Linked DNA regions of Homo sapiens: region 1 is linked to region 2. A link is an interaction called in ENCODE POLR2A ChIA-PET data of the cell type or tissue named here. Cell type or tissue: PC-9. All regions are shown on one strand. Links, peaks and the distances in the headings refer to the core of each region. The heading gives the core; the rest is flanking DNA.

Region 1 (17,157 bases), core at 11,426-16,425, 93 kb before region 2:
TAAATCTCTTAATTGCTTTTGGCAAGTCCACAAGTGCAAGGGTTGTCTTTTAATCTAGAATATATGTAAAACAGGTAAGATAGGACTTTTCATTTTTCAGGTTTCTCCTATAAGGTTATTCGGGTTCCTCCAGAGAAGGTGGACCTTGGGGAGACAATCCATGGAGTCCAGGTGATATGTTCTATTGCTTCTACAGAGAAAGGGAAACCTTCTTACTACCATAGCTTTGGTGAGTCCAGAGATAAGGCAAATTTCAGTGGGCTCTGCCTTGATGTTGCTGTAGCAGAAGGACTAGTCTGGCAAATGTTATGTTAATAGTTTATCACGCTATGGTGATAATGAGACCAAGGTTGCATTTTGATGCCAGGTAAGGTTATTCTGTTTAGTCACATACTCCTGACCCTAGCCAGCTGACTGCTTGAAAAGATATACTGTAGTTGCTTTAGTATAAGCAATTACTAAAAAATTAATTGATATAATTTAAAATTTTAGGCAACCTTAAAGCCCACAAATAGTAATCATACATGAAAATGTTGTCTTGACTATATTTTTTGGGGAAATTCATATTCTATATAGGTTGATTCAGCTTTTACTCAGAATATTTATTTTCTGTACTTTAAATCATTATAGCCAAACTGCTTCTAGATTCTTACCCCCAGTATAAGCAGGAAAAGGATTAAAGGATACATGTAAAGATCATAAAGGACACTTTAATACTATACTTTTTTACTTTGTTCCTAAACCAAATAATTTAAAAAGAAAAGAAAAGGAAAAAAAGATAAAAAGCAAGCTGAGAACATGCAACCCAAGCTATTCTAAGCAGTTCCCTTTTTTATAAAGGAACAGGAAATACGTATAGTAAAGCTGGGAGACAGTAAACATGTATTTCTGGCTGGCATTTGTTTAGGGCATCAGTAACGTGTCCAGGCATTCAGACAAGTCCCCATAACTGGCACATTTCAGACAACTCTAGTTTGCCAAATAACATTTTTATTGTTTGCTGGAACCTTTTAGGAATGACAAGGAACTATATAATTTTCATTGAACAACCTCTAAAGATGAACCTGTGGAAAATTGCCACTTCTAAAATTCGGGGAAAGGCCTTTTCAGATGGGATAAGCTGGGAACCCCAGTGTAATACGCGGTTTCATGTGGTGGAAAAACGCACTGGACAGGTGGAGTATTTTGAGTATATTTATCATGAAAATTGTTGGAAACAAAGGCAAATTTCCATATAGTTGATTTTTTAAAAATCTTCCCTGGTTAAAAGTGCATAAGACACTTTTAATCAAGGATATTACCTTCTTCTATAGGTTGAGCTAGCTACTTATTAATTAGTACGATGGATTTTGCATATTAGAGAATTATAGGAAATGATTTTATCTTTTTAATGATCTGATTCAATTAAAATGGCATCCAGGAAACTCTCTTAGCATGGACTTTTTCCATATCATAATAGTTGCTAAAGAGGGTGTTGTTCGTGCAGAAATCTTCTGTAATTTTTGCAGTAATACTTTAATTAGTTGATTCTCTGGCTTCTTTTTCCTTTTTTTTTGAGATTTTTTTTTTAGATGGAGTCTTGCTCTATCACTAGGCTGGAGTGCAGTGGGGAGATCTCAGCTCACTGCAACCTCCACCTCCCGGGTTCAAGTGAGTCTCCTGCCTCAGCCTCCCGAGTAGCTGGGACTACAGGTGTGTGCCACCACACCCAGCTAATTTTTTTCTATTTTTAGTAGAGACAGGGTTTCACCATATTGGCCAGGATGGTCTCGATCTCTTGACCTCGTGATCCACCTGCCTCAGCCTCCCAAAGTGCTGGGATTACAGGCGTGAGCCACTGCGTCTGGCCCAATTCTCTGGCTTCTTAATATGTGACTATGACAATCCTACTAAAGTCTAAGCATGTTGATTGAATATCTTTTTATACTCCTGATTCATAATGCTATTATATTTGCCTACTTTTTACCTCTCTAAAGAGATAGTATCTTAAATTTACTCTATCTGGATCTCATTACAAAAAAAAATTTAGTAATGACTGCACCTTAAAAAAAATTAGTCTTTGAATTTATCATCAGTATACTGAGTAGCAATATTTTCTATTTAACCATGCAGTTAGAGTCCAAGATTTACATATCACTCAAAACATTGGGCTATATTTCATGAGGGATTTTAAGTTCGTTATAACAATTGATTGGTCTATATCAAATAGACCCAGTTCATTGCTTAAGCAAGCAATGTTTAAATCAAAGCATATTTGCTTCTACATTCTGTATTCTACTTTTATATATACTGGACCTGCCACTTCAGAGGGGAAAATCTTTCTAATTTTCTTATTTTGAACTTTTTGGACCTGTTTCCTAAAGGAAAGGGAAAAAGAAGAAAACTAAAAAAAATTTTTTTCATTGTTTGTGTTTTCCCCTGCAGCTCCTTCCAGGGAGATACTACAGCAAACCTTTTGTTACATTTCATCAAATCAATGCCTTTGAGGACCAGGGCTGTGTTATAATTGATTTGTGCTGTCAAGATAATGGAAGAACCCTAGAAGTTTACCAGTTACAGAATCTCAGGAAGGCTGGGGAAGGGCTTGATCAGGTAAACATTAGAATTTGTCAAGAGTCATCAAAATAATTTTGAACTCCAAGATCTGGCTTTGGCTTTGGAATTACATGTTTCTCTCTCTCTCTCTCTCTCTTTTTTCTTTTGAGACTGAGTCTTGCTGTGTCACCCAGGCTGGAGTGCAATGGTGCGATCTCGGCTCACTGCAACCTCTACCTCCCAGGTTCAAGAGATTCTTGTGCCTCAGCCTCCCGGGTAGCTGGGATTATAGGCACGCACCACCATGCCCTGCTAATTTTTAATTTTTTTGTAGAGATGGGTTTCACCATGTTGGCCAGACTTGTCTCGAACTCCTGACCTCGAGTAATCTGACTGCTTCAGCCTCCCAAAGTCTTGGGATTACAGGCATGAGACACCATGCCTGACCTAGGAATTACGTGTTTCTCTTGTCTCCTTGTGGCAAATAATGAGAGAGAGTAGTTTTAAAGCATTGAAGACACAGCTTCATCATTTATTTAATATTAAAAATAATTTGAAATAGCTTATTTAATACCTAATAAGTAAGAAACATGGCAAAGAGAGCCAAGATATGTGTTTAAAAGCATATGTGGCTGGGCACGGTGGCTCACGCTTGTAATCCCAGCAGTTTGGGAGGCTGAGGCAGGCAGATCACTTGAGCTCAGGAATTTGAGACCAGCCTGGACAACCAAAATGGTGAAACCTCGTCTCTAGTAAAAATGCAAAAATTAGCCAGATGTGGTGGTGGGTGCCTGTAATCCCAGCTACTTGGGAGCCTCAGGCAGGAGTATCACTTGAACCCAGGAGGTGGAGGTTGCAGTGAACCAAGATCGCACCACTGCACCCCAGCCTGTGCAACACAGTAAGACTCCATCTCCAAAAAAAAAAAAAAAAAGCATATGTGATAGTTCCTTATTTCCTTATTACACTTAAGCACCAAAGTTTGCTAGAAGGAATAGCAAAGTAGACCGTCAATCAGTCCACCTAGTTGAAGGGATTCACTTTTTCCTGATGCTGAATCCAAGGTAAAGTTTTTCCTTGAATTATGTAATATACATTGTTTCTAGCTGTAGCTTTATTTTTTAGCTATAATTGTCTTTTTAAATGTTTGTAAAATAGTACTTATTAAGTTTACTTATGCCTTACTAAGCTTACTTATAGCTTTATGGTGGGTCTTGACATCTGTGGTTGTTTATCTCTTTTCTGTTTTAAGATTGCCTGGGTTTTTCATGGCCTTTTGCATGTCTATAAATTTTAGAATCCATTTATCAGGTTTTGTTTTTGTTCTTGTTTTAAAAATAAAATTCATTGTATATATTTGAGGTTTACAACATGATGTTATGGGATACATGTAAATATTAAAATGGTTAGTATAGTGAGGCAGATTAACATATCTATCATCTCACATGTTACTTTTTTGTGTGACAAGAGCAGTTAAAATCTACTTGTTTAACAAAAATCTCTGATAGAATACAATCTTATTAACTTTATTTCTTACGTTTGTACGTTAGACCTCTAGACTTGTTCATACTACATATCTACTGTTTGGTATCCTTTGAGCTACATCTTGTCTTTGCCTTCCCCTCCCCTCTGGTGGTAACCACTGTTTCATTGTCTTTCTCTGTGTATTTGAGATTTTCTTTAAAAAATTCCACATAAAAATGAGATCATGCAATTTTTTTTTCTTTTCTTTTTTTTTTGAGACGGAGTCTCACTCTGCCACTCAGGCTGGAGTGCAGTGGCGCGATCTCGGCTTACTGCAACCTCTGCTCCCGGGTTCAAGTGATTCTCCTACCTCAGCCTCCCGAGTAGCTGGGACTACAGGCACATACCAACATGTCTGGCTAATTTTTGTATTTTTAGTAGAGACCAGGTTTCACCATGTTGGCCAGGCTGGTCTCTAACTCTTGACTTCAGGTGATCTGCCTGCGTTGGCCTCCCAAAGTGCTGGGATTACAGGCGTGAGCCACAGCGCCCTGCCTCATAGAATATTTTTCTTTCTGTGTCTGGATGTTTCACTTAACATAATGTCTTCCAGGTCCATCCATGTTGTAGCAGACGTCAGGATCTCCTTTTCTAAGATTGAGTAATACTCCATTGTGTGTATATATCACATTTTCTTTATCCATTCATCTGTCAATGGGTATTTAGGTTGTTTCTGTTTCTTGACTGTTATGAATAATGCTACAATGAACGTAAGAATGCAGCTATTTTCATGAGGTGGTGATTTCATCTCATTTGAGTATATACCCAGGAGAGGGATTGCTGGGTCATATGTTGTACAGTTGACCCTGAACAACATGGATTCGAACTGCATGGGTCCTTATATGCAAATTTTCTTCTACCTCTCCACCCCTGAGATAGCAAGACCAACCCCTCTTCTTCCTCCCCCTCAGACTACTCAATGTGAAGACAATGAGAATGAAGACCTTTATGATGATCTACTACCACTTAATGAATAGTAAATATATTTGCTCTTCCTTATGACTTTTAGTAGCATTTTATTTTATTTTTTTTGAGACAGAGTTTTGCTCTTGTTGCCCAGACTGGAGTGCAATGGCGTGATCTCGTCTCACTGCAACCTCCGCCTCCTCAGTTCAAGCAATTCTCCAGCCTCAGCCTCCCGAGTAGCTGGGATTACAGGCATCTGCCACCATGCCCGTTGTATTTTTAGTAGAGATGGGGTTTTGTCATATTGGCCAGGCTGCTCTCGAACTCCTGACCTCAGATGATCTGCCCACCTTGGCCTCCCAAAGTTCTGGGATTACAGGCTTGAGCCACCACACCCAGCCTTTAATAACATTTTCTTATTTTCTTTTATCTGGTTTGCTTTATTGTAATAATACAGTATATAATACATATGAAATACAAAATATGTGTTAATTAACTGTATGTTATTGGTAAGGCTTCCAGTCAACAATAGTTTATTAGTAGTTAAATTTTTGAGTAGTCAAAAGTTATGTGTGGATTTTCGACTATGTAGGGGGTTGGCACCTCTACCCCACTCCGTGTTGTTCAAGGGTCATCTGTATTTTTTATTTCTTTAGGAACTCCTATACTGTTTTTCATAATGGCTGTACCAATTTATATTCCCACCAACAATGTACTAGAGTTCCCTTTCTTCTACACCCTTGCCAACATTTGTTATCTCTTGTCTTTTTGATAATAGCCATCCTTATGAGTGTGAGGTTTTATATAGTGGTTTTAATTTGTATTTCCCTTATGGTTAGTGATGTTGAGCACCTTTTTATATGCCTATTGGACTTTCAAATTTTATTTTATTTTTTATTTTATTCTTTTAGGGACAGGATCTCACTCTGTTGCCCAGGCTGGGTGCAGTGGCATGATCATAGCTCACTGAAGCCTCAAACTCCTGGGAACACGTGATCCTCCTGCCTCAGCCTCCCAAGTAGCTGGGTCTACAGGTGCGTGGCACCACACTCAGCTAATATTTTAAAAACTTTTTTGTAGAGACAGGGTCTTATTATGTTGCCAAGGCTGCTGTCAAACTCCTGGGCATGCATGATCCTCCTGCCTCAGCCTCACAAGTAGCTGGGATTACAGGTGCATGGCACCACACTCAGCTAATATTTTTAAAACTTTTTTGTAGAGACAGGGGCCTTGTTATGTTGCCAAGGCTTTTCTCAAACTTCTGGGCTCAAGTGATCCTCCTGCCTCAGCCTCCCAAAGTGCTGGGATTACAAGTGTGAGCTACCACACCTGGCCTCTATTTTTGGAGAAATGACTGTTCAGGTCCATTGCCCATTTTTTATTTATTTTTAATTAATTAATTAATTAATTTATTTTTAACTTTTAATTAAAAAGTAAACTTTAATATTGAAAATGCAAACTTGGGGAAGACAGAAAAGATCACACACAAGGCTGTCACTTCACACTTGGAAGGTTGCGCAGCGGCCAGGCAGAGGCGCTCCTCACATCCTAGACGGGCGGCAGCTGGGCAGAGGTCCTCCTCACTTCCCAGACAGGGCGGGGGCCGGGCAGAGGCGCTCCTCACATCCCAGACAATGTGGGGGCCAGGCAGAGGCGCTCCTCACTTCCCAGACAGGGCAGCGGCCGGGCAGAGGCGCTCCTCACTTGCCAGAGGGTGGGCGGCTGGGCAGAGGCACTCCTGGGGCGGCAGGGGCGGCAGCTGGGCAGAGGTGTTCCTCAGTTCCCAGACGGTGGGCGGCCGGGCAGAGGCGCTCCTCACTTCCCAGACGGGGCGGCGGCCGGCTTTTCCCATTTTTTAATTGGGTTATTTGTTTTTCTGGTATTGAGTTGTAAGAGTTCTTTATAAATTTTGAGGCCAGGTGTGGTGGCTCACGCCTGTAATCCCAGCACTTTGGGAGGCCAAGGTGGGAGGATTGCTTGAGCCCAGCAGTTCAAGATCAGCCTGGGCAAGATGGCAAGACCTCATCTCTACAAAAAAATTTAAAAATATACAAATTTTGAGTATAATTCCTTATTGGATATGTGGTTGCAATTTTTTTCCCCAGCCCATAGGTCGCCTTTTCGTTTTGTTGATTGTTTCCTTTGCTGTGCAGAAACTTTTAAATTTGATGTCAACTTGTCAGTTTTTGCAAGGAAAAAACCTGATACAATATTGCAACTGTAGATCAATTTGGAGACAATTGACATCTTTACAATATTGAGTCTTCCAATCCATGAACATGGAATATCCCTCCATTTATTTGGGTCTTTTAAAATTTCTCTCAGTAAAGTTATAGTTTTCAGTATAAAGATACTACATTTCTTTTTGTGTGTTTTGAAATTATTGTAAATGGTATCTTTTAAGCTTTCATTTTCTGTTTGTTGCTCTTTATAGAAATGCAATTGATTTTGTATATTATCTTCATATCCAGAGATCTTGCTAAATTCACTTATTAGTTCAAATAGTTGATCCACAGATTATTTTGGATTTTCTATGTGCACAGTCATGTTACCTGAAAATAATGACAGCTTTCTTTCTAATACTTAGGGCTTTATTTCTTTTTCTCGCCTTACTGTACCAGCTAGGACTTCGAGTTGAATAGAAGTGCAAGATAGTGAATAGAAGTTGAATAGGTAGTGTTGAAAAATGTTTAATAATTCATTATTAAATATAAAATTGCTATAGGTATTTTTCTAGCTATCTTTATCAGATTATCCTAATAGTGCCTTTTAATGAATAAACATTCTTAACTTAATATGGCCCAGTATACAGTCTCTTCCTTTATGACTTATACGTTGTACATCTTGTTTTAGACATCTTCTCATGGCAAGGTAATGAAAATATTATCCTATGTTATCTTCTAGAGAAGTCAAGTATCTGTATATGCATTATTCTGTTTCTGGACTGTATATTCTGTTCCATTGTTTCTACTTATGGTTACTTGTGCACTGCATTAAAAAAGTCTTAAGGTTTAGTGTCAAGTTATCCTAATATTTTTCTTTTGAAAAGAGTGTCATGGCCATCCCTGGCCCTTCACGTTTTTGTAGAAATTTTAGAATCAGCTGTCAGTTCCCCACACAAAAATATGGTCACATTTTAATTCTATTTGCACTGAACCAATGTATCAATTTGAGAGAGGACTAACCTCTTTACACAATGTTGAGTCTTCCAGTACGTGAACACAATATATCTTTCCATTTATTTGAGACTTCTTTAATTTCTTTCAATGTTTATAGTTTTCTGGTTACATATTTTCTGCATCTTTTGTTAGATTTATTCCTAGGTTTTTTTTTTACATTATTTTAAATGTTGTTTATTTTTTGCTTTCATTTTATGTTAGTGTTGCTATATAGCAATTTTTTTTTTTTGAGACAGTGTGACGGTCTCACTCTGTCACCAAGGCTGGAGTGCAGTGGTGTGATCTCAGCTCACTGCAACCTCTGCCTCCTGAGTTCGAGCAATACTCCCACCTCAGCTTCCTGAGTAGCTGGGACTACAGGCATGTGCCACCATTCCTGGCTAATTTTCATATTTTTTTGGTAGAGATGGGGTTTCACCATGTTGGCCAGGCTGGTCTTGAACTCCTGACCTCAAGTGATCCACCCACCTTGGCCTCCCAAAGTGCTGGGATTACAGGAATGAGTCACCGCACCTGGCCGGCAATTGATTTTTGTTTGTTGATTTTATATTCACTAATATAGTAATTACACTTACAAATTCTAATAATTATAGATTCTTTTAGATTTTTACATCTATAATATCATATGCAAGTAATGATAGTTCCTTTTCTAACTCTACATGTAAGCTGTATATTGGCTTTTTTTTTTTTGTCTTATTTCACTGGATCTTCAGTACAGTGTTGAATATAAGTGATGATAATGGCATCCTTAACTTGTTCCCAATCTGAGAGGCAAAGCTTGCAGCATTTTACCATGAAGCATGCTGTGGCTGTAGATTAAAAAAATATAATAGAAACTGTCCCTTCTCGGGGGTCATGATGGGCAGCAAGATGCATCTGCTAGCAGTGTCGTTCAGGTAGTCAAGCCACATGCTCCATTAATAAGCTTCCCTGCTGGAAGAGACAATCCTAAACCCAATGTACCAGAAGCTCTGAGATCAGCAGGGCAACCATCTCACGATTCTGCAATTTCCCAGCATTCTAAGGGAAGTAAATTACTGGATTTGTGGATGTACCAGACACTGCAGAAGTAATGAAAACATTACCTCAGAAATATAGAAGTAAACTTGTGTCTCAAGAAGAAATTGAATTTGTCCATTGTGGAGATCCAGAATAATCACTGTGGCTGCTGTTTGTCATCAGACAAAAGAATTACCTTTACAATAAAGGACTTCCAAAAAAAAATAGACTGTTTTTTAGAGCAATTTTACTTTTAAAGAAAAATCAAGCAGAAAGTATGGAGAGTTTCCATATTTCCCTCTCCTGCTAATGGTACATTTGTTACAACTGATGAATCAATGTAGGAGTGTTACATTATTACTAACTAAAGTCCATACTTTACATGATGGTTAGGTCTGTGTTGTACAGTTCTACCGGTTTTGAAAAATGCATAATGTCATGTATCTACCAATATCATACAGAATAGTTCACTGCCCTGAAAATCTCCCTGTGCTCCCCCATTCGTCCCTTCCCCTTTCCTCCTCTCAGCCCCTGGAAACCACTGATCTTTTCACTATTTCTGTAGTTTTGACTTTTCCAGAATGTCACATAGTTGGAATCATACAGTATGTAGACTTTTCAGACTGACTTTTTTCACTTAGCAATATGCATTTAAGGTTCCTCTGTGTCTTTTGTGGCTTGAGAACTCATTTCTTTTTATCGCTGAAATGTGTATTCATTCATTTATTGAAGGACATCTTGGTTGGTTCCAATTCTTGGCAATTATGAATAAAGCTGTTATAAATATTTGTTAGCACGTTTTGTGTGGACAACTTTTTAAAAAGATACATTTTATTAGATTAGGAGAGTTCCCTTTTACTCCTAGTTTACTGAGATTTTTTGTCATGAATGGATGTTGGACTTTATCAACTGTTTTTTTTCTGCACTATTGAGATAATCATATAACGTTTATCCTTTATTCTGTGAACATGGTGAAGTACATTGACTGATTCTTTAAAAAATGTTCATAACAGCCATTGATTGATTTTTGAATGTTAAGCTACCCTTCCATTCCTGAAGTAAATCCCAATTGGTCGCATTTTATTTGCTTTTAAATATATTGCAGGATTTGCTTTGTTACTATTTTGTTTAGAATTCTTTGTATCTATGTTCATGAATAAAATTGCCCTTTAATTTTTTTCTTTTCTATAATGTTCTTACTAGGTTTTGGTTTTGTGGTTTTTCTAGTCTCATACAATGAGTTGGGAATTGTTCTCTGTTTTCCTTCTTTCTGGATGATATTGTATAGGATTGATATTATTTCTTAAATATTTGGAATAATTCAACAGTAAAGCCTTCCAGACTTGAAAATTTCCTTATAGGCAGATCTACAGTTCTAGAATATTGATTTGGTTCTCTTTTCCAATTTATAGTTCTCTACCACAATTCTCAGTTTAAAATAATTTCCTTAAACATATTTAGAATAGTTAAAGTCTGATAACTAGTATCTGGATCTTCTGTGATTCTGTTTCTGTTATCTGTTGTTTATTTTGGTTTTTAATCATGTTGCCTTGTCTTTTCATGTGCTGGTTATTTCCTTTCATTTGCAGAATATTGTGTTTTAAAAATTGTGGAAATATTTTGAGACACAAGATGATGTTATTTTCCTCTAGAGAAGAATTTCACTTGCTTATATAATTTGAAGCAGGATTCAGTCCATGCAAGAGCTGGACTATTTCTTGTTTATTCTTATTCATAGGGTACAGACCTATGAGGTCCCAACCCAAAGGACTAGAGGTTTACTAGGCCTTCCTCTTCTTGGAAAATCGTAAATTCAAACTTTTGTCACTCTAGCCCTCAAAACTATTGAAAAGCCCTTCTCTTTAAGGTTAAGGGGTAAGTGAGTTGCTATGGCTATACCCTTATCAAAAAGTAGCGTGAAGGATCCTTGTGGTGATGGATCTGTTCTGTATCTTGAGTGGCGTGGTGGGTACATGAATTTACACATGATAAAATAGCATAGAACTAAATACACGCACACACACACACACACACACACACACGAATGCATGTTAAACTAGAATAAGGTTGGTGGATTGTATCAATGTAAATTTCCCAGTTGTGATATTATATTATAATTATGCAAGACATTCCTACTGGCAAAAAAGGATGACGAATATATGGGAAATCTCTGTATTATTTCTTTTTTTATGGTGTAGAAAGTATATATATATAACATTAAATTTACCATTTTAACCATTTTAGGTGTTCAATTCAGTGGCATTAAGTAAATTCACAATGTTGTGCAACATCACCACTATCCATTTCCAGAACATTTTCATCATCTCAAACAGAAACTCTGTACCCATTAAACAATAATTCCCTGTTCCCCCCACCTCCAGTCCCTGGTAACCTCTATTCTACTTTCTGTTTCTATGAATTTGCCTATTTTAGGTACTTCATGTAAGTGGGGTCATACAATACTTGTCCTTTTGTGTCTGGCTTATTTCACTTAGCATAATGTTTTCAAAGTTCATCTATGTTGTAGCATGTATCAGAATTGCATTCCCTTTTAAGGTTAAATAATATTCGATTGTATACACACACACACACACACACACACACACACACAATATTTGTTTATTCATCTGTTGATGGATACTTGGGTTGTTTCCATCTTTGGAGTATTATGAATAATGCTGCTATGAACATTGGCATACAAATATCCAAATTCCTTTTTTTAGTTCTTTTAGGTATATATCTAGAAGTGGAATTGCTAGATCATGTAATTCTGTGTTTAACTTTTTGAGGAACAACCAAACTATTTTTCTACGGTGGCCACAGCATTTTTCTACCATCAGCAATGCACAAGAGTTCCAGTTCTTCACGTTTTTACCAACATTTGTTATTTTCTGGGTTTTAAAAAAATAATAACCATCCTAATGGGTGTGAAGTGATATCTCATTGTGGTTTTGATTTGCATTTTCCTAATGACTAATGATGTTGAGCATATGTTTAAGTAGTTAGGGAAAAACTTGCCCCAGTATCCAGTTGGTTTCTGTGGGTTTCCTTTTCATCCCAAACCTGGCCCCTTTGTTCTTCACTGTCTTTTTAGCTCACCAGTGCCTTCAGGCAGCTGTTTTAAACATTTTGTCCATAATTTCTAGTTGTTTTCAATGGGGTAGTTGATCCATATAATGTAATCTACCATTATTTGAAGCGTCTTTTGGGTTAGCTATGGTTTTGCAAGAGAAAACAATTGTAAATATAATTAAAAGTCATTTTTAAAAAGTTGGTAACTTCTGAAGCCATGGTGACCTTTTATAAAAAAAAAAGCTAATAACTTTATGAATCTTAAGAATAGCACTAAATCTTTACTCACTAAAAATATTTCTGCATGCTACAGAGATCATATAGACTAGGTATATGGGAGGAAATGGTGCAGTTTGTTCTCCATCCTACAGTATTTCAGAGAGGAAAATGGGCTTAAAGCACTTACTGTCAGGAAAAACACACTTACTTTATTTGGGTCTCCTGCTTAAACATCATCTCTATGGAGAAGCTGTGTTGGGAGTTCCCAGGATCACCCCTAGGTTTGATAATTCATTAGGAGGATTCATAAGACTCAAAATAGGTCAGGCGAGGTAGCTCACGCCTGTAATTCCAGCACTTTGGGAGCCCAAGGCAGGAGGACTGCTTGAGCCCAGGAGTTCGAGACAAGCCTGGGCAACATAGTGAGATACCATCTTTATTAAAAATTTTTAAAAAGACTCTATATAGTCATACTCATGACTCATGATTACAGTAAAAGGATACAAAGCAAAATAAGCAAAAGGAAAAGGCACATGAGATGAAGTCTAGAGGAAACCAGGTACATGCTTCCAAGAGTCCTTTCCCAGTAGAGTCACAATGGACATGCTTAATTCCTCCAGGAACTAGTGACAACATGTGTAAAATGTTGTCTGCCAAAGAAACCCACCCAAGCCTGCTTGTCCAGGGTTTTTATTGGGGATGAATCATATAAGCATAAAACCCCTACATGATGACCCTCAGTTACTGATGTTCCAGATCCTCAAGGGAATGGAGGTGTTCATTATAAATCACATTGTTAGCATAAACTATCTGGACAAACTACTGCAGAGTCACTTAAGGACTGGCACATGCAAGAACACTCTTATCAGACAGAACATCCCAAGAGCTCAGTTCCCAGCAACCAGCCCAAGGTCAGTCATGAAAACAAGTCTTTCTTGAAATAGTGCAGGGTTTGAGCAACCCAGGCTTACTAAGTTGATCCTTTTCCACACAGAGGTCTACCTGATCAAATCTGAAGAAGGAAAGCACCCTTTGTTACTCTCTAGTTTCTTACTCTTTGTTATATAATCATTTGTTTATTTGATGCTAATTAAATAACTTTTTTTTTTTTTTTTTTTTTTTTTTTTTGTGACGGAGTTTCACTCTTGTTGCCCAGGCTGGAGTGCAATGGCATGATCTCGGCTCACCGCAACTTCCACCTTCCAGGTTCAAGTGATTCTCCTGCCCCAGCCTCCCGAGTAGCTGGGATTAGAGGCATGAGCCACCATGCCCGGCTAATTTTGTATTTTTAGTAAAGACAGGGTTTCTCCATGTTGGTCAGGCTGGTCTTGAACTCTAGACCTCAGGTGATCCGCCTGCCTTGGCCTCCCAAAGTGCTGGGATTACAGGAATGAGCCACCGCACCTGGCCACAAATATTTTATAATTTTTAAATTTCTTTATTATCATTCCTCCACTAGAATATAAATTATATGAGGCCAAAGACTTTGCTTTATTCATGACTGTATCTCCAGTGTCTAAAACTGCTTGGGCTATAGTAGGTACTCAACAAATATTAAGTAGATGAATGAATGGAAATTATCATTTATTTAAATATTTAGGAATGCCAATGATGTTGACTGGATCTAAATTATTGGGACATACTGTTACCATATGAATGACAATTTTCATCTCTTTCTTCTTCCCAAACAGGTCCATAATTCAGCAGCCAAATCTTTCCCTCGAAGGTTTGTTTTGCCTTTAAATGTCAGTTTGAATGCCCCTGAGGGAGACAACCTGAGTCCATTGTCCTATACTTCAGCCAGTGCTGTGAAACAGGCTGATGGAACGGTATGCTATGAACAGACATTAGACTAAGACTTTGAACTTTAATGGTGTTACTTTATTCTTTAGCTGTTTTCCAAAATGTCTGGTACCCAATAACTTTTATAACATTCATCCGAGCAGGTTAAGGTTATGTAACATCGCTTGCACAAGAATTGCAGAAACAGTGGGAATGAACACAGTGTTTATCTATCCTTCCTGTGCTTTGAAACAGAGATATGGAACTGTCTAATGGTTGTGGAATGTCTATCCATTTGAGCTTGGCATTAGCAATCCCCACCTTTTATTTTTTATTTATTTTTATTTTTTGAGATGGAGTCTTGCTCTGGCGCCCAGACTGGAGTGCAGTGGTGCTATCTCGGCTCACTGCAGCCTCTGCCTCCTGGGTTCAAGCAATTCTCCTGCCTCAGCCTCTCGAGTAGCTGGGACTACAGGCACCTGTCACCACGCCCGGCTAATGTATTTGTATTTTTAGTTGAGATGGGGTTTTGCCATGTTGGCCAGGCTAGTCTCGAACTCCTGACCTCAGGTAATCCGCCCGCCTCAGCCTCCCAAAGTGCTGGGATTACAGGCTTGAGCCACCGCGTCCAGCTGCAATCCCCACCTTTTAGATAATATGTGCTTAGCACAGACCTATCATTGTGTAGCTGTCAATGCCTTAGCTTTAGAAGAATAAAACGCATATCTCCACCTCCTATGTCATTTGACAGCTTATTAATAAAACTTGATAATCATTATGCATCCACACATATGATGGAAAGAGGAACAATATTAAAACATGACATAGAACCTCAGTTCCCAAGCCCTGTCACAAACCTTTATAGGGTATGAGGCTCCTCACTGACCTACATAAGAGGAAAATAAGAATTAAGCAACCACTACAAATCCTTTTGAAATCTCTTTTAGATCTGGTGCTCTCATGAAAATCTACATCAGGAGGACCTAGAAAAGGAAGGAGGCATTGAATTTCCTCAGATCTACTATGATCGATTCAGTGGCAAAAAGTATCATTTCTTTTATGGCTGTGGCTTTCGGCATTTAGTGGGGGATTCTCTGATCAAGGTTGATGTGGTGAATAAGACACTGAAGGTGATGAAAAACTCTTTCCTTTTTGAACTTTTCAGAGACCTGTTCTTCCCTTTGAATTAGTTTGTTTTATTTAAAGTAGCTCTTAAGATTCTTCAGTATTTAAGCAGCTGAGCCATTTTCTTTTATTTGAGAACTATGAAATCATCTAAGTTAGGGGTATGTTCCTTCTAGGGAATCCAAATTGACCCCAGGCCCAGCAAAATAATTCTATGTTTGATTTTGATGTTATTTTGGGAGCAATTGTGGGGTTAGGGTTGTTAGGACACCTATATTTAAAGTTGATGGCAAATTATAGTTACACAAATTGTGTTTGATGGTGATGGAATCTGGGACTGCAAAGACTCCCTCTCTTTCTCCCATATTCAACTCAGTAGGCCTGATTCTTTTACTTTTGGAATATTCTATTGACAGCCTGTGTTAGTCTGTTCTGTGTTGTTATAAAGAAATCCCCGAGGCTGGATAATTTATAAAGAAAAGAGGTTTAGGCTGGGTGTGGTGGCTCACGCCTGTCATCTCAGCACTTTGGGAGGCCGAGGGGGATGGATCACAAGGTCAGGAAATCAAGACCATCCTGGCCAACACGGTGAAACCCTGTCTCTACTAAAAATACAAAAATTAGCTGGGCGTGGTGGCACATGCCTGTAATCCCAGCTAATTGGGAGGCTGAGCCAGGAGAATCACTTGAACCCAGGAGGTAGAGGTTGCAGTGAGCTGAAATTGCGCCACTGCACTCCAGCCTGGCGACAGTGCGAGATTCCGTCTCAAAAATCAAAACAAAACAAAACAAAAAAACAAAAAAAAACAAAAAAAAAAGGAAAAAGAAAAGAGGCTTATTTGGCTCATAGTTCTGTGGGATGTACCAGCATGGTACCAGCATCTGCTCAGCTTCTGATGAGGCCTCAGAAAGCTTAGAATCATGGCAGAAGGCAAAGAGGGAGCCTCATGCCACATGGTGAGAGAGTAGGAGCAAGACAGAGAGGAGGAGGTGCCATGCTCCTTTAAAACAACTACCTCTCAGACGAACTAATAGAGCGAGAGCTCACTTGTCACCAAGGGGATGGTGCTAAGCTATTCATGAGGGACTGGCCCCCATCACCCAGCACTTCCCACTAGGCCCCACCTTCAGCACTGGGCTCAGCACTCCAGCATGAGCTTTGGAGGGGACACACATCCAAACTACATCACAGCCAAATTCATGCTTGGAGTGACAAAAGCCATAGAAAGCTCCCTACTTACTACTTGCCTTTTATCAAATGCTTTTTTTGGGACTTGCAGGTTTGGAGAGAAGATGGCTTTTATCCCTCAGAACCTGTTTTTGTTCCAGCACCAGGAACCAATGAAGAAGATGGTGGGGTTATTCTTTCTGTGGTGATCACTCCCAACCAGGTAAATATATTTCCCTATCACCAGTCAGAAAGAAAAGTAGCACTGAGTCATCTGATAAATCAAGGATGCACACTCATCTGTCGATAGTTTACTTTGATTCCTTTTCCCTTCTCTTCCCCTCCTTACTATTTACATACCCTTTTATCTCAATCCATATTTTATTGTTTTAAAGTTCTGTTTGGAAGGCCATAATAACAATTTGTATTTGCAAAGGAATTTGTTATTTACGAACTACTTACACATATTTAGTTATCAAAACAACTTTGTGGGATACCATTTTATACATGTGGAATTTGTAAAGTAAACAAGTTGAAGTAGACTTGCATCAGATCTCCTGGTGGTAAAGCCAGTATTTAAATCCAAGTCTTTTGACTTCCAGTCTAATGTTTATATCATCATGTGTGCTGCCAATTTCAATGAACTGA
Region 2 (13,684 bases), core at 5,816-10,815:
TCCACATGGCCCCCCTGCCTTTCTCCCCACCCTCTTTGTATTAGATTCTCCAAGGGTCCCATGACAGGCCTTCTGCAAGATGGGGAATGAGAACAGTTGGTAACTTGGCTCAGTCCAAATCTGAAATCTCAAAACCAGGAATGAGCAGGCAGGTGAGCCCACAGCGCAGCCCCAAGTCTAAGGCTGAAGACCTGAGAGCCCCCGGCAGGCTGATGGTGCAAGTCCCAGAGTCAGAGGCCAAAGGACTGGTGTCTGATGGCCAAGGGCAGGAGGAGAGAAAGCAAAGTATCCCATGTGGGAAAGGAGAGAGAGAGGGGATGGGGCGGCGGAGAGGAAACTCAGTAAGCTGAATATGCCCCCTCCTCTGCCTGCTTTGCTCTGGCCGTGCTGGCAGCCGACTGGATGGTGTCCTCCCCGTTGAGGGTGGGTCTTCCTCTCCCAGTCCACTAACTCCCAAGTTCACATCGTCTGAAAACACCCCCACAGACGCACCCAGAAACAATGCTTCACCAGCCACCTCGGCCTCTCTCAGTCCAGTCAAGTGGACAGCTGATATTCACACTCACACTCCCCAGCCATGCTGGTGTGGGACTCCGCCCGTTTGTGTGGTTGTACCCTGAGCCGCGGTGCCCCTTCCCTCCCACCACTGGATTTGCTCCTGTGGCTCCCAGACTGGGCTTCCTTCCAGCACTGCTTCTGGTGCCAGGGCCGGTGCCTTCCAGTTGCCCCATTTGTCGATGTCAGCCCAGTTCTAAGGTCTGCCAAGGCAGGAGGGAGGCTGTGCTGTGAAGACCAGAATGTCTGGTGTTTGGGATCAGAAGATTTGAGTCCTGCTGTGCTACTTCCTGGCTGTACGACCTTGAGCAAAAGTTACCTGACCTCCCTAAGCCTTAGTCTCCTCACATGTAAAGGGATGAAGATTGCTGCCTTATAGGTTTACTGTGAGATTAAATTAGATGATGTAGGTAAGGTACCCACATCAGAGACTGGTATGCTCAATAAGCAATCATTCTATTATCGAGGAGGTTGGAACTAAGCGTTTATTGAATATCCAGCATGTGCTGTACGTGGCACTAAGTGATTTGTAGACATCATCTCATTTGAGCCACAGAACAACCCTGCAAGGTACACATGATTTTCTCTATGGTACCGGTTAGGTAATTGAAATCAGAAAGGGTAATGACTCACCCAAGAATGCACAGCAAGCAGGCTCTAGGACCAGAACTTGCATTCCTATTTGTTGAACTTTGAAACCTTTTGCAGGTTTCTTTTCTTTTCTTTTTTTTTTTTTTTTTGAGATGGAGTCTCACTCTGACGGCTGGAGTGCAGTGGTGCCATCTCGGCTCACTGCAACCTCCACCTCCCAGGTTCAAGCGATTCTCCTGCCTCAGCCTCCAAAATAGCTGGGACTATAAGTGCATGCCACCACGCCTGGATAATTTTTGTATTTTTAGTAGAGATGGGGTTTTACTATGTTGGCCAGGCTGGTCTCGAACTCCTGACCTCAAGTGATCCACCTGCCTTGGCCTTCCAAAGTGCTGGGATTACAGGCATGTGGGCCCCTTTTGCAGGTTTCTTTGAGAGAGTTATTGCTGGTTTGACAGAGAAGAGGGGCTCAATGAACACCTGTCTTCTTAGATGTTTAGGGGAGGGAAAGCAGCACCCAGAGGGCTGAAAGGCAGCCTCGCTGCTCTCCATTTGCCGTTGGAGGACAGACTGGCAAACAGGAACAGGCAGGTTAGAGATGAACAGCCAGGTCAGAAAGTGACTTTGATGGGAGACACTAACAAATGCTGCCTGTCTAGCCCCTGCCCTGTGAGCGAGGGAATGTGGGGCCTGCAGGAACTATAGGCTTTTGCATCTTCCTCAAGAGCAAAAAGCAATTTTTTTTTTGTGCCCTAGTGGATCAAGAAGGAGCTGGTGGCAGCAGGGTGAGTAGAGTGGTTGGGGAATGAATGAGATTTCCCTGTGGTTGAGGCGTGGGATGGAACGGACACACCAGCAGGCTCCCACCGACTCTCCATGCAAAAGAGTCCTGAGGGGCCCAAGCTCACCCATCTCATCATCTGCCAGACCCAGGCACTGCCCATCATGAGTCTCTGCCTTTGCTGCCTGTGGCACTAGGTTGTTGATGTGTAATGTAAATCGTGCCTCCAGTAAAGCAGCCTGACAGCGGGGAGTATGCTGATGAGAACGTGAAAGTGGACTGGGGAGGCTGCAGGGAGCTGGCAGCTTGAAGTCCCAAATAATGGGCCGTGGAGCTTGTCTGGTCCCTTGCGGTGGACTCTTGCCCATCCCACGCCTTGCTCAGTGGGATGAGGAAACCACAGGGTGAGGGATGGAGACTGAGGCTAGAGACCTTAGATACGGCTGTCCCAGAGACTGGTTACTTAGCTCACTGTCCCCTCCAACCAGGCAAGCTGTGGCACAGTGCCCGACATGCTCCTTAGAACGGTGGCAGCATTGCCATGCGCTGCTGTGCAGTAGGAGGACAGTGACGCTTTTTGCACTGCCCTTTCACATCTCTTAGTGCAGGCATTAAGATGAATCCATTTCACGGAGGAAGAGACGGAGCTAAGAGAAACTCAGCCAAAGTCTCCTGGCTTCCCAGTGACGGTGTTGGCCCTGTCTTACCGGATGGGAAACAGCACTCCACCTTACTTTATACCAGCTCTTGTAGCTCTAAAGCTTGTAGTTGTCTATCTTGAAAAATTTGCAGATTTTACACAATTACAGGGGAAAAAAAGAATGGTGACGTATGCTGCTTTATTTATATAGCTAGATTCATACATTTGTGATAGTTCTATTATGTCTCACAGTTACCAAAATTCTTTTTATCTGAGAATGGGGAGTAAGGGCTTTGCAGAAGAAGAGTCCTCTCCCCTCATCCTTATAACTGCTAAATTGAGATCCTCTAATTCACTTAAAGCTTTATTTATTTTTAACTTTTCATTTTGAATTAATTTCAGTTTTTTAAAAAAAGTTGCAAAAATAGTACAAAGAATTTCCATACACTCTTTAACCCAGATTCCCCCAAATGTTACCATCTTATATAACTTAGAGTATGATGATCAAAATCAGGAAATTAACATTGATAAGATACTATGATATAATCTGTAGCCCTAATTCGAGTTTTGCCAGTTTTCCCAATACTGTCCTTTTCTCGTCCAGGATCCAGCCCAGGGCCACACATTGCCTTTGGCTCTCACGTCCCCTTAGTCTCCTATAATCTGCGATAGTTCTTTAATTTTTCCTTGTCTCTCATTACCTTGACATTTTTGAAAAATACTGCCCAGTTATCATCTAGAACGTCCTTAATTTGGGTTTATGTCATGTTTCTTTGAGATCTAAATCCAGGTCATACATTTTTGGCAAGAATATCACAGAAGTGATGTTGTGTCTTTCCCAGAGCATCATATTAAGGAGCACATCATCGATTTGTTTTATTATTGGTGATGACTTTGACTTCCTGTTTAAGGTGGGGACTGCCAGATTTCTCTACCATAAAGTTACTATTTTTACTTTAGTAAAGCATTTTGTGGAGAGATGCTTTCTAGATATCCTGTTTCTCATCATATTCTGCCCTCTGATTTTAGGATTCTTTAATAATTCAGCCTGAAATAATAATTTATTTTTATTTATTTATTTTTTTTGAGACAGGGTCTCACTTTGTCAAACAGGCTGGAGTGCAGCGGTGCAATCAGCTCACTGTAGCCTCGACCACCTGTGCTCAAGCAATCCTCTTACCTCAGCCCCCCAAGTAGCTGGGACAGCCAGGCCCACGCTTGGCTAATTTTTTTTTTTTTTTGTATTTTTTTTAGAGACAGAGTTTCATCATGTTGCCCAGGCTGGTCTCAAACTCCTGAGCTCAAGTGATCCACCCACCTTGGCCTCCTAGAGTGCTAGGATTATAGGCATGAGCCACCGTGCCTGGCCTGAAATAATTATTACTGTGGAATTTAATTCATATATAAATATAAAGACAAATATAGGTATAAAACAAAATTAACAGAACTTTGTAGGCATATTGGCAGGATTGTATCACTTCTTACATCTGGAACACTATTTGCTTGGTTCTCTTCATATTTTGGTCTCATTTAGTACAGTTTAGTCAGTTGTTAAGTACATAAAATGTTGAACACCACATCTTTGCCACTGTGTTTACTTTCAAGAGTGACAATATTTCAGCTGCTGCCTGATCGTTCCATCTGATTCATTCTTGTCTTTCAGAGCAAACAGCCCCACTGGAGCTCAGCACTGCCTTCTAAATTTGATCTGAACTTAAGCTCTGTCTCCTCTATTTAGGCTGAAGATATGTGGTATTGCTCTGTGTGCCCCAGCAATTCTAATTTCCACTCAGGACCAGGCTTTTCTTGGTGAATGACTCAGCATTTTACAATCTGACATTTTAAGAGAAGCACTTTGCTATTAAACTGAAGCCATATATTAAAGTTAAACCCCGAAGCAAGCATGGGTTCAACAAAGGTTAGACAAAGATAAGACAATTTGTCACACCTACCAGCCTGCAGTGCACAGCAGGAATGAAATGAGATTCCTAAACCCGAGCAGACTGGGCCCTTTCACTTCTAATTCTAATGTGAAGAAACTCTCCTCTGAGGTGACTGTCACTCTGGAATCCAACAGACCCTCTCTTGGCTGCATTGATAGACTTTGCAGAGGGGTTCTGTGCTCTAGATCTGAGGCCCTGGTTAGGACAGAGTATTTTAAGTGTGTTTAAAAGTTGAGCCAGGCGCGGTGGCTCATGCCTGTAATCCTAGCACTTTGGGAGGCTGAGGCGGGTGGATCACCTGAGGTCAGGAGTTTGAGACCAGCCTGGCCAACATGGTGAAACCCTGTCTCTACTAAAAAAACAAAAATTAGATGGGCGTGGTGGTGTGTGCCCATAATCCCAGCTACTCAGGAGGCTGAGACAGGAGAATTGCTTGAACCCGGGGGGCAGAGGTTGCAGTGAGCCGAGATCATGCCACTGCACTTCAACATGTGACAGAGTGAGACTCTGTCTCAAAAAACAAAAAAATGTTGAGCTTTGAAATTGGGAAAGTTATAAATTACAAGTGAGTTGTTAATGATTTTTGTTTTGTACTGAAGAAGAATTGATGAAATAGAAAAGAAAGTCTAAAGAAAGCCTTCCTATATGAGCATCGAGAGGGCAGGCTGTCCATCGAGTGATGGTTCTTCCCGCATCACGTATTTCAGGTGTACAGAATTGTTGATGTCTTCCCTGCCTGCAGAAATCCTGGCCAGGAGGGATGGCCATTTGAGTATATCCCTTTTTTGTCTGTGTTCTACCTATACAATAGTAGTGATCCAAGGCACTTTTCTTTGTTAGGCTTGCTATGTCTTGCTCTTCCTGAGTATGGGAGGAGAGGAAGAGGTAATCAGAAGGAGAAAAGGAGAGGAGAGGGACATGAATGCCAAACGGGGAGAAAGTAAGGGAAATGCAGCTATTTTCTGTCTCTGTCCCTTTCCAATATCCTACCATCTAATTCCTGATACTTTAGGTCCTCTAAATCCTCCAGTGAGGCCCTAGTGCCCCTGGAGATTCACGCCCACCTCTCCTAGCCCACTGCAAACTTGTTTGTCCCTTACCAAGCAGTCTTAAAGCCAACCCACAGCCCTCAGGTCCTCTCTTCCACAGGCTTGCCAGAGCTCTCTGCTCTTACCTAGAATCTGCATCATTTACTGATTCATCCAGCAATCATTTACTGATGCCTATTCTAAGCCAGTCTAGGGGTTGTGCTAAGTTCTGGATATATTAAAAAAAAAAAAACCTAGACATGATTCTTACCCTTGGGGCACTCCTGGTTTAGTGGGGGGATGAGTTTTTAAGTAGATAATCATAATGCAATAATAAGATAACATTCCCTAAGTACCATGTATCCTTTCAAAATCGCTCTACTCATTTGACGCTCATGATCACCCTAAGAAGCAGGTGCTGTTTTATATAGTTTGCTGCAGATGAGGCACAGAGAGGTTAAATAATTTACCTAAGGTCATACAGCTGATAAGTGGCAGAGCTGAGATTTGAACCCAGATGAGCTGGCTCCAGACGTCAGGCTTATGACTGGCGTGCTTTACTGCCTTGAAGTGGGTCAAGCATGGTAGTGGGTACCCCAAGTGTTACAGGCATATGGGGCAGGGCCTGGTGGAGGTGTTGGGGTGGTTGAGGGAGTTCTGGGTCTGGTGATGTGTAGGAGGTAGCTTGGTGGGGGCCTGGGCAGCTGAAGTTTCCTTCCCTCCCTTCTTTGTTTTTCCTGCCTTCAATATTTCCTGAGCATGTGTTATGTGCTGGGCAGGCTGCTAGGTACTGGGGACCAAGGATGGGCTTAATGTAGCCTGGGAGAGCCTTGTACATACCCTACTTGCCAGAGCCACGTGGTCGGTGTTCTACTAGCAGCATGGACATGAGTGGCTGCGGGAGCAGTGTGGAGGACTTCCTGGAAGAGGTGAGGAGCCCATCCTGTGGGAAGAAGGGGAAAGTTGTACTTGGTATGGCTGCTCCAAGATGCTTAAGTATAGATTTTTTATTTTTATTTTTTTGAGATGGAGTCTTGCTCTGTCACCCAGGTTGGAGTGCAGTGGCGTGATCTCGGCTCACTGCAACCTCCGCCTCCTGGTTTAAGCAATTCTCCCTGCCTCAGCCTCCCAAGTAGTTGGGATTACAGCTGCCTGCCACCACGCCCAGTTAATTTTTTGTATTTTTAGTAGAGATGGGGTTTTGCCACATTGGCCAGGCTGGTCTCAAACTCCTGACCTCAGGTGATCTGCCCATCTCAGCCTCCCAAACTGCTGGAATTACAGGCATGAGCCACCGTGCCCAGTCAAGTATAGATATTTAATCAAGTCAGTTGAGCTCTGAGTTCTTGTTAGTCAAGGTTGGTGAGAAGTCTAAAAACCAGTCATTACTTGGGGCACCCCCCTGACAAGGTTTTCCAGGAACCCCATAACAGATGTGGGTCTCAGTCTGTGGGTTCCACTCTGCAGGGATCTGAGACTGCTCTTGAAAGCTGCTCTTCCACCATCTGTCTAGCACTGTGGCACCTCCTGAACCCATCTTGCCTCACAGCCATGTCCAGACCAGCCTGGTCTCTTGGACAGCTTTGGGGGTGGCACCAGTCTCACCACACCTCTCTGTAGCTCCCAAGGCTTGGTGACTTCATTTCACTCAGCCCCATGCAGCCAGCAGCCTGTATAATCTGAGCCCTCACCGACAGGCTGCCCTGGAGCCCACCCTCCTTTCTCCTCATTTGAACTGAAATATAGAACCGTATTGACCACCCTCTGGTGACTGGGGAGCCTAGACCTTAGGAACAGTTCTTAATTCTTATGAGCGGGAAACATTCCTTTCCAGGGACTCTGGAGAAACAAGATATGAAGTAATTTCCCAGTAACTGTAACAAGAGCATTCCAGACAGAGCAGGCAGCGTGTGCGTCCCTGTGCTGGGTCTGTTGGGAGTCCTTGCGCAGGGGTATAGGCTGTCACTGGGGGATCAAGGGGAGAGGGTGGTTGGGGAAGCTGGTGGAGGCCTTGAAGGCCCAGCTGGTGGGAAAAAACCCAGCATTTACCCGAAGCAGGGCACTGATGTGACCAGATCTGGAGCTTAGGCAGATTGGGGTAACTCTGAGTGCATGTGTGTGTGTGTGTGCACGTGCGTGTGTGCACGCTCACGTATGTGCACGGCCATGTAACAAAACTCAACTGAGAATGACCTAACCTACTGTATGATTTCCTCCAGGGTGGGCCCTGGGATTGGTGTTGTCCTGGTCCCTTCTGGAGTGATGTGCTGTGTGGGACTACACAGCCCGCGGGCCTGCAGCAAGGTGCTTGTCCCGCTTCACCTTGGCTTTTATTCCAGGCAAAGCCGAGAGCAGGGTGGAGAGATGATAGCCCATGTCCCAAGGGATAGGTGAGCAGCAAAGACCAGTCAGAGCAGTGACAACGTTAATTTTGTATTTTCATCCTTGGGAAACCAAAAAGGATGGACCTTAGAAGACTCTTCTGTCCCGGCTCCTTAGCAGAAGTGAGGGAGAGATGAGACCAGAGATTTTTCATTTCCCCACCATCTCAGCCAGATCCAGTTGCTGAGCTGGATCTGGAGCTTCCTCTCTGCACCAAGAAGATGCCCAACTCCCCCTAGTCCTCAAATGACTGCAAAGTCAGGGGGACTGCAAGTGACTCCAGAGCTGGGTAATGAGATCAGAGGAAAAAGTGCCCAGCTGTGACATTAAGTGGGATTTATTTTCATCATCTCAGGTTCCCTATTGTATGGCATACTCCTTCACCACCTGCACATACAGCCATATTTTAGGATACAACTGCGAGGGTTTCAGGGCTCTCTGAGAAATAATGGCTCTGTGCTGTCACTGCATAGCTGTGCCCTTTCAAATATACAAAACAGGAAGGTGACCTGCTGATTCAGTGGAAGGCAATAAGCCACACATTCAATTAGAATGACATACATTTAATCACAATTGTCTAATGGTATTTGAGATTTCTTATTTAATCAGTAATGAGGCTATCCAGCAATTAATGTTGCTGGAATCGTGGCTGCCCTTACCAGCGCAGTGTTGATTTTAAACTAATCTTTCTATTTTATATTCTCTTTCTATTTCTGGAGTTAATAAAGGTGCTGTAATGAGTTGTATTAAAACATCAATTTCTTCTTTTGTTGCACCCACAAGTTTATCATGGTTTTTAATCAAAATACTGAGGTACTGTAGGAAAGGGTTTTCCACGTCAGGTTTTGCCTGGATGGAGAAGCCAAGGTGGGAGATGGTGCGTCTCACTTGTTTCTGACTCTCCCAGCTGTTTGGGCCCCCTCTGGAGAAGTTTGAGGACAGGGACAGCTTCATAGGTGACCTGTGAGGTTGATCAAGGCCCTGTGCTTAGAAGGGCCCTCAGCTTGGTTTGATGTTCTGCTATTGCTGTTTTGAAAGTCTGAATACCTTTTGAACAAGGGGCCCCTACATTTTCATTTTGCACTAAGCCCTCCAAATTGTGTGGCCAATGCTGTTTGAGGATCTGTGAGAATGGGTGTGTGTTGATGGTCAGAGGGCAGTGCACGAGAGGCTGCCCCCAGTGCCTCACCTTGAGTTGGTGCTATGGGACCCCAGGCTGCACAGGGCAACGTGTGGCGGGCAGAAGAGGCTGATAGGGACAGGTGAGATGAGATCTGTTTCTGGGTTTCCCACATGGCTTTTTCTGTCCCAAAAACTCTCTTTTTCTTGCAGTCCTACAGCTTAGGGTGTAGAAATATCAAACAAAAATAGATGTGAATGAAAGGGCATTTATAAAAATTCTTTTTTTGGTAGGGGAATTATGTTTTTCTCTGACATCTGTTTTTAAATAGTTATAACAATGGGTAACATTTATTGAGTACCTACCATGGCCTAGGCACTGTTCTAAGTGATTTACATATTTTATCTCATTTAATACTCACAACCATCCCATGAGATAGGCACAATGATTAATGCTAACTAAATTAAGGAAACTGAGTCAAGAGAGGTTAAGTATATTGCCCAAGGCCATACAGCCAAAGAATGACAGAACCAGGCTTACATCTAAACTTAGGTTCTGGCATGGTAGAGATGGGCTTTTGGAGAGAGGCAGATCTGAGTTTGTTGTTGCTTCTGCCATTGGTTATCTCTGTGACCTTGGGCAAGTCACTTAACCTCTTTGTGCTCCAGTTCCTCATTTGTAAAGTGGAGATAATAGAACTTATCACATAGGGCTAATTTGAAAATTAAACAAAATAGTACATGCATCTCATCTAGTCTGGTGCCTGACACAGTGACCAGCTACATGCATGTTGTTTCTCTGCCTCTTTACAAATGTATATTTCCAGCTCTCTTCCTGCAGAAGCCTTTCTCATCTGCCCTCATCTCACACTCCTCACTCATTTGCTCTACTATTTCCTTGAGAATCATATTCACACCATTATATTGATACATGCTTGTTTATATTAATTTATCAATAATTTGTTGAGCACAAGGAATAATATGAATTTAGCAGTGATTGTGCTCCAGCCATGAGCAAGGCTCTAGGTATTATACGATGTTTAAGGCACTGCCATGATTTTGAAGTGTCCTGGCCAATTGAAGGATGCAATTCATGCCTCCAGGGACTCAGAATCTACTTGGGAAGTGCAATCCATAACAAACATGTGAGATATGAAAATAACGAACAAAACATTTTATGGTTGTGTCAAAATGAGTGTATAGAGGAGAATAAGAATGTGTAAATTCATTCATTCATTTAAATATTTAGGTGTTTGTGTTAGGTACTGTGGCAGATGCTGGGAATATAATGATGAGTAAAACCCACAGGATCCCAGTCCTCATGGAGTTTATATTCTAGTAGAGATGACAGACACTGAATAAATGGAATGGATCCACATATAATTAGTTACAGTTGTAATAAGTGATAGGAAAGAAAAAGTGGGGGGTGGGTGCTTAGTACTCAGAAGATGGGGCAGATTGCTACAGCCCAGGGTAATTAGAGAGTAATTTGTGGGAGAGGTCCAATTGAAGAATGGTTGATGAGAATAACTGGAGAGGAAAGATGGGGTCCAAAGGTCAGGACATAGAAACAGTGTTCAGATGTTAATAATAATAGTTTATATCTGGATTACGCTTTCAAATTTCATGGTGATTTCACATACATGCTGCATTAGTCAGGATAGATTATGTCATGCTGCAGTAACAAACAATCCCAATAGACACAGGTTTGTATCTCGTTCATCTACTTGTGTGTGAGTCTGCCCTGCTCATCATAGTCACTCAGGGATGAGGTCCATCTCAACCTGTGCTTTTAGGATCACCTGGCAGGAGAAAGGGAATGGTGCAGTGGCTCTATCTTAGTTGTCTACCACTGTATAACACAGTACCATAAAACTTAGTGGCTTAAAACAATGTGTACTTATAATGTCACCATTTCTGTGGGTTAGGAATCCAGAGGTGCTTTAGCTGAGTGGTCTGGCTCAGGGTCTCTGATAAGACTGCAATCAAGGTGTCTGCTGAGGCATAGTCATCTCAAGGCTCAACAAGGCCAGGTCAGCTTCCAAGTTCATTCACATGGTTATTAGCAGGTGACCTTCTCCATTAGGGAAGCCATGTGGAAAGAGCCAGAGAGAGAGAGAGAGAATGTCAGCAAGATGGAAGTCACAGTCTTTTATTACCTAATCTTGGAGGTGACATTCCATCCTTTTTGCCATATTCTAGTCACCAGAAGCAATTGGCTGGGCCTCACTTACACTCTAGAGGAAGGGACCACACAAGTGTACACTTGCCAGGAAGTGAGTGTCACTGGGAACTGCTTTGGAAGGTGCCTAGCACAGGCTCTGTATGCTTCAACCTCCATCTAGCCCATTAAGGTGTGATACATGGCCACCCCTAACTTCAGGGGGGCAGGGAAGTGCAACCCTACCATGTGCATGGAGGCGGAACTGGTGTATTTGTGGGCAGCTCTGATGACAACATAGGGTCTGTGCAGGGTATTGTCAGGGAAAAGTTAGAAAGTCAAATTGGGGTTTATGAGATTAATTGGCTTGAAGGAAATAGGCAGTCGATGAGTATTTTTGAGCATGAGAGTAATTTTAACCATAATTCTTAAAATAATTATTAATTGGCTTTTTAAATGGAAAGGTAGACATATATGTGCAAGGTAAAAATTCATAGGGATATGTACTAAAAAGCAAGGTTCCTTTCCATCCCTAGCGCCTAACTCTTTCCCAGAATGGAACATTTTTTTCCTTCTCTTGTATATCTTGGAAACATTTAGGGATATCTAAATTATATATGTACATATTCCTACTCTCCTTTAAAATCAATTAGACATGTCTATTGTTTTGTATCTTACTTTTACACCTCACTGTATATCTTGGAGGTAATTTCACAGCACCTATAGGTCTATCTAATTGAAGCTTTTAGACAGATTTAAACTGGTGGCCGTGTGGAATAGAGCAAAAAGAATGGAGGAAGCTAGACCAATTGAGAGGCTCTTTCAACAATTCTGATTATTTTCATTCATTCATTCATTCATCAAACATTCATTTAGGTCTCTGCTGGGCTATGTGATATCAAGTCACATAAGAAATGATCCTTGTTTTCAAAGAGCTCAAGGGAGCTCAGACAAGTAAACAAATAAATCATTATACAGTGTGCTCAAGTATTGTAACTGGAATGAAGTGACAAGTATCTAGACTGGGATGTCTCCATGAGATAAAAAACATGAGTGTCTGGAATACTCTTTCTTTGGAAAAAAAATGGCAACGAGTAAGGTTTGATAAAGGGTTGCTCTGGGCCCTCCTGAGGGAGAGAATTGACATATCTTTTATTTGTTTTATATCTCTGCATCCTCTTTCCTCTTTCTCTTGCACACACTGACACGACATCTGATGCAGGCCAGTGTTGCCCAACAGGCTGAGGGAAAGACTAGGGAGAGCCTCACAATGGAACCAATGGTTTCTCTGTCGTTTCTCAACCTTTGTGGATAGAATCTCCACCCCTGCCTGGCTGTAGTACAAACAGTGAGCAAATTCTTGATTATGCAGGAAGGTGAGCCTCTGATTCATTTTTGATGTTCAATGTTATGAGGCAAGCTTCCTGGCCATCTGTTCAAAGGAGGAACATGGTATATATTTTGATTATTTTATTTTTATCTTAATCAAGTGGCAACTTTCCATCTTGACGTATCTTAACCTGAGCAGTTGTGGCTGGGAGGCAATGGGCTTGAACAGACTGAGGAGGGAGGGGGAAAGCTATGCCACTTGGCATAACGCTGATGTTAGATGCAGGAGCAAAGGCCTCTCAGCACAGCCCTTTCACCTGCCTAATTAGTGAAGAAATTGCAAGCCCTCCAATGGGCACTGAAATGCTCAGAGCGCCAGCCTCCTGGGGCTCATTACACAAATGAGGGCGGAAGACAGGAATGGTCAGGATCTGCTGGTTACAGCCTGGGGGCCGAGGGGAGCCTGGGCTGGGGACAAGAGGCACCTGGAACTGGAAAGTGGCGGCTTCTTGAAATGGTATAGGGACGCAGCCCACGTCTTAGTCCATTTACCGACATTAAGGGATTGAAGTTTTTCCAGCCAATGGCATTTGATGGAAATGTGCAATTATGTTCCAGGAGCTGGCTCTAGGACCTCACGGAGTGAGTGAGATGGAGTAGAGAGCTATAATCTAGCCATTTGTCTTAGTTTGGGTTTCCCTGAAAACTAAGCCTGAAACAAGGATTCAGGAGCAGTGAGTTTATTTGTGGAGTGATCCAAGGCAAGGGAGTGAGGGAGCAGAATGAGCCAGGCGGGGAAGGAGGAAAAGTCAGTCTTGAGTTGGCTGCCATGGCGGGCAACTGGGCCCAGTCCTGGTGAGGATCTGTCAGGAGTGTCTCCTTGGACACTTCACTCTGGAGGGGAGGTGGGTGCATTTATTCTCTGATTTCTAACCCATTCATTGAGGTTGCCTTCTGGGGTTGCCGTCAGACTGCCCTGCATGCTAAGATCCTGGAATTTCGGATAAAAAGCCCTGAGGGAAACAAATAGACCAGCAGGATGCTGGAGGTGGCCCCTGCACCATTCATGGGGACTGACTCTTGCAGCTGCAGCAGAAATCCTGGTGGCCTAAGGGGAAGTGGTGTGGGGGCACAAAACACATCCCAGTCACTCCT

Evidence for each region. Peaks named below come from ENCODE experiments on the same cell type or tissue, not always from the same donor. Only the 100,000 strongest peaks of a DNase experiment are listed, where the experiment ranks them.
Region 1: POLR2A ChIA-PET joins it to region 2 with 5 read pairs; 4 of 35 experiments call an interaction of 5 or more read pairs at or near these places.

Annotation. Positions count from the first base shown.
Region 1 is chr11:112,199,599-112,216,755 of GRCh38, forward strand. It overlaps BCO2 (beta-carotene oxygenase 2), which reads left to right. Exons shown (of 12, transcript NM_031938.7): 6 at 101-229; 7 at 1,015-1,175; 8 at 2,425-2,592; 9 at 14,126-14,263; 10 at 15,164-15,346; 11 at 16,622-16,732. It also overlaps the pseudogene MRPS36P4. Among named protein-coding and RNA genes, the nearest start is that of PTS, 18 kb to the right of the region's middle. In PC-9, for the core only: no CTCF peak of the experiment used is centred there; a DNase peak (open chromatin) is centred at 14,453.
Region 2 is chr11:112,298,113-112,311,796 of GRCh38, forward strand. The region is part of intron 2 of LINC02762 (long intergenic non-protein coding RNA 2762); the gene reads left to right. Among named protein-coding and RNA genes, the nearest start is that of LINC02762, 34 kb to the left of the region's middle. RefSeq lists an enhancer at 9,502-10,003. In PC-9, for the core only: no CTCF peak of the experiment used is centred there; no DNase peak of the experiment used is centred there.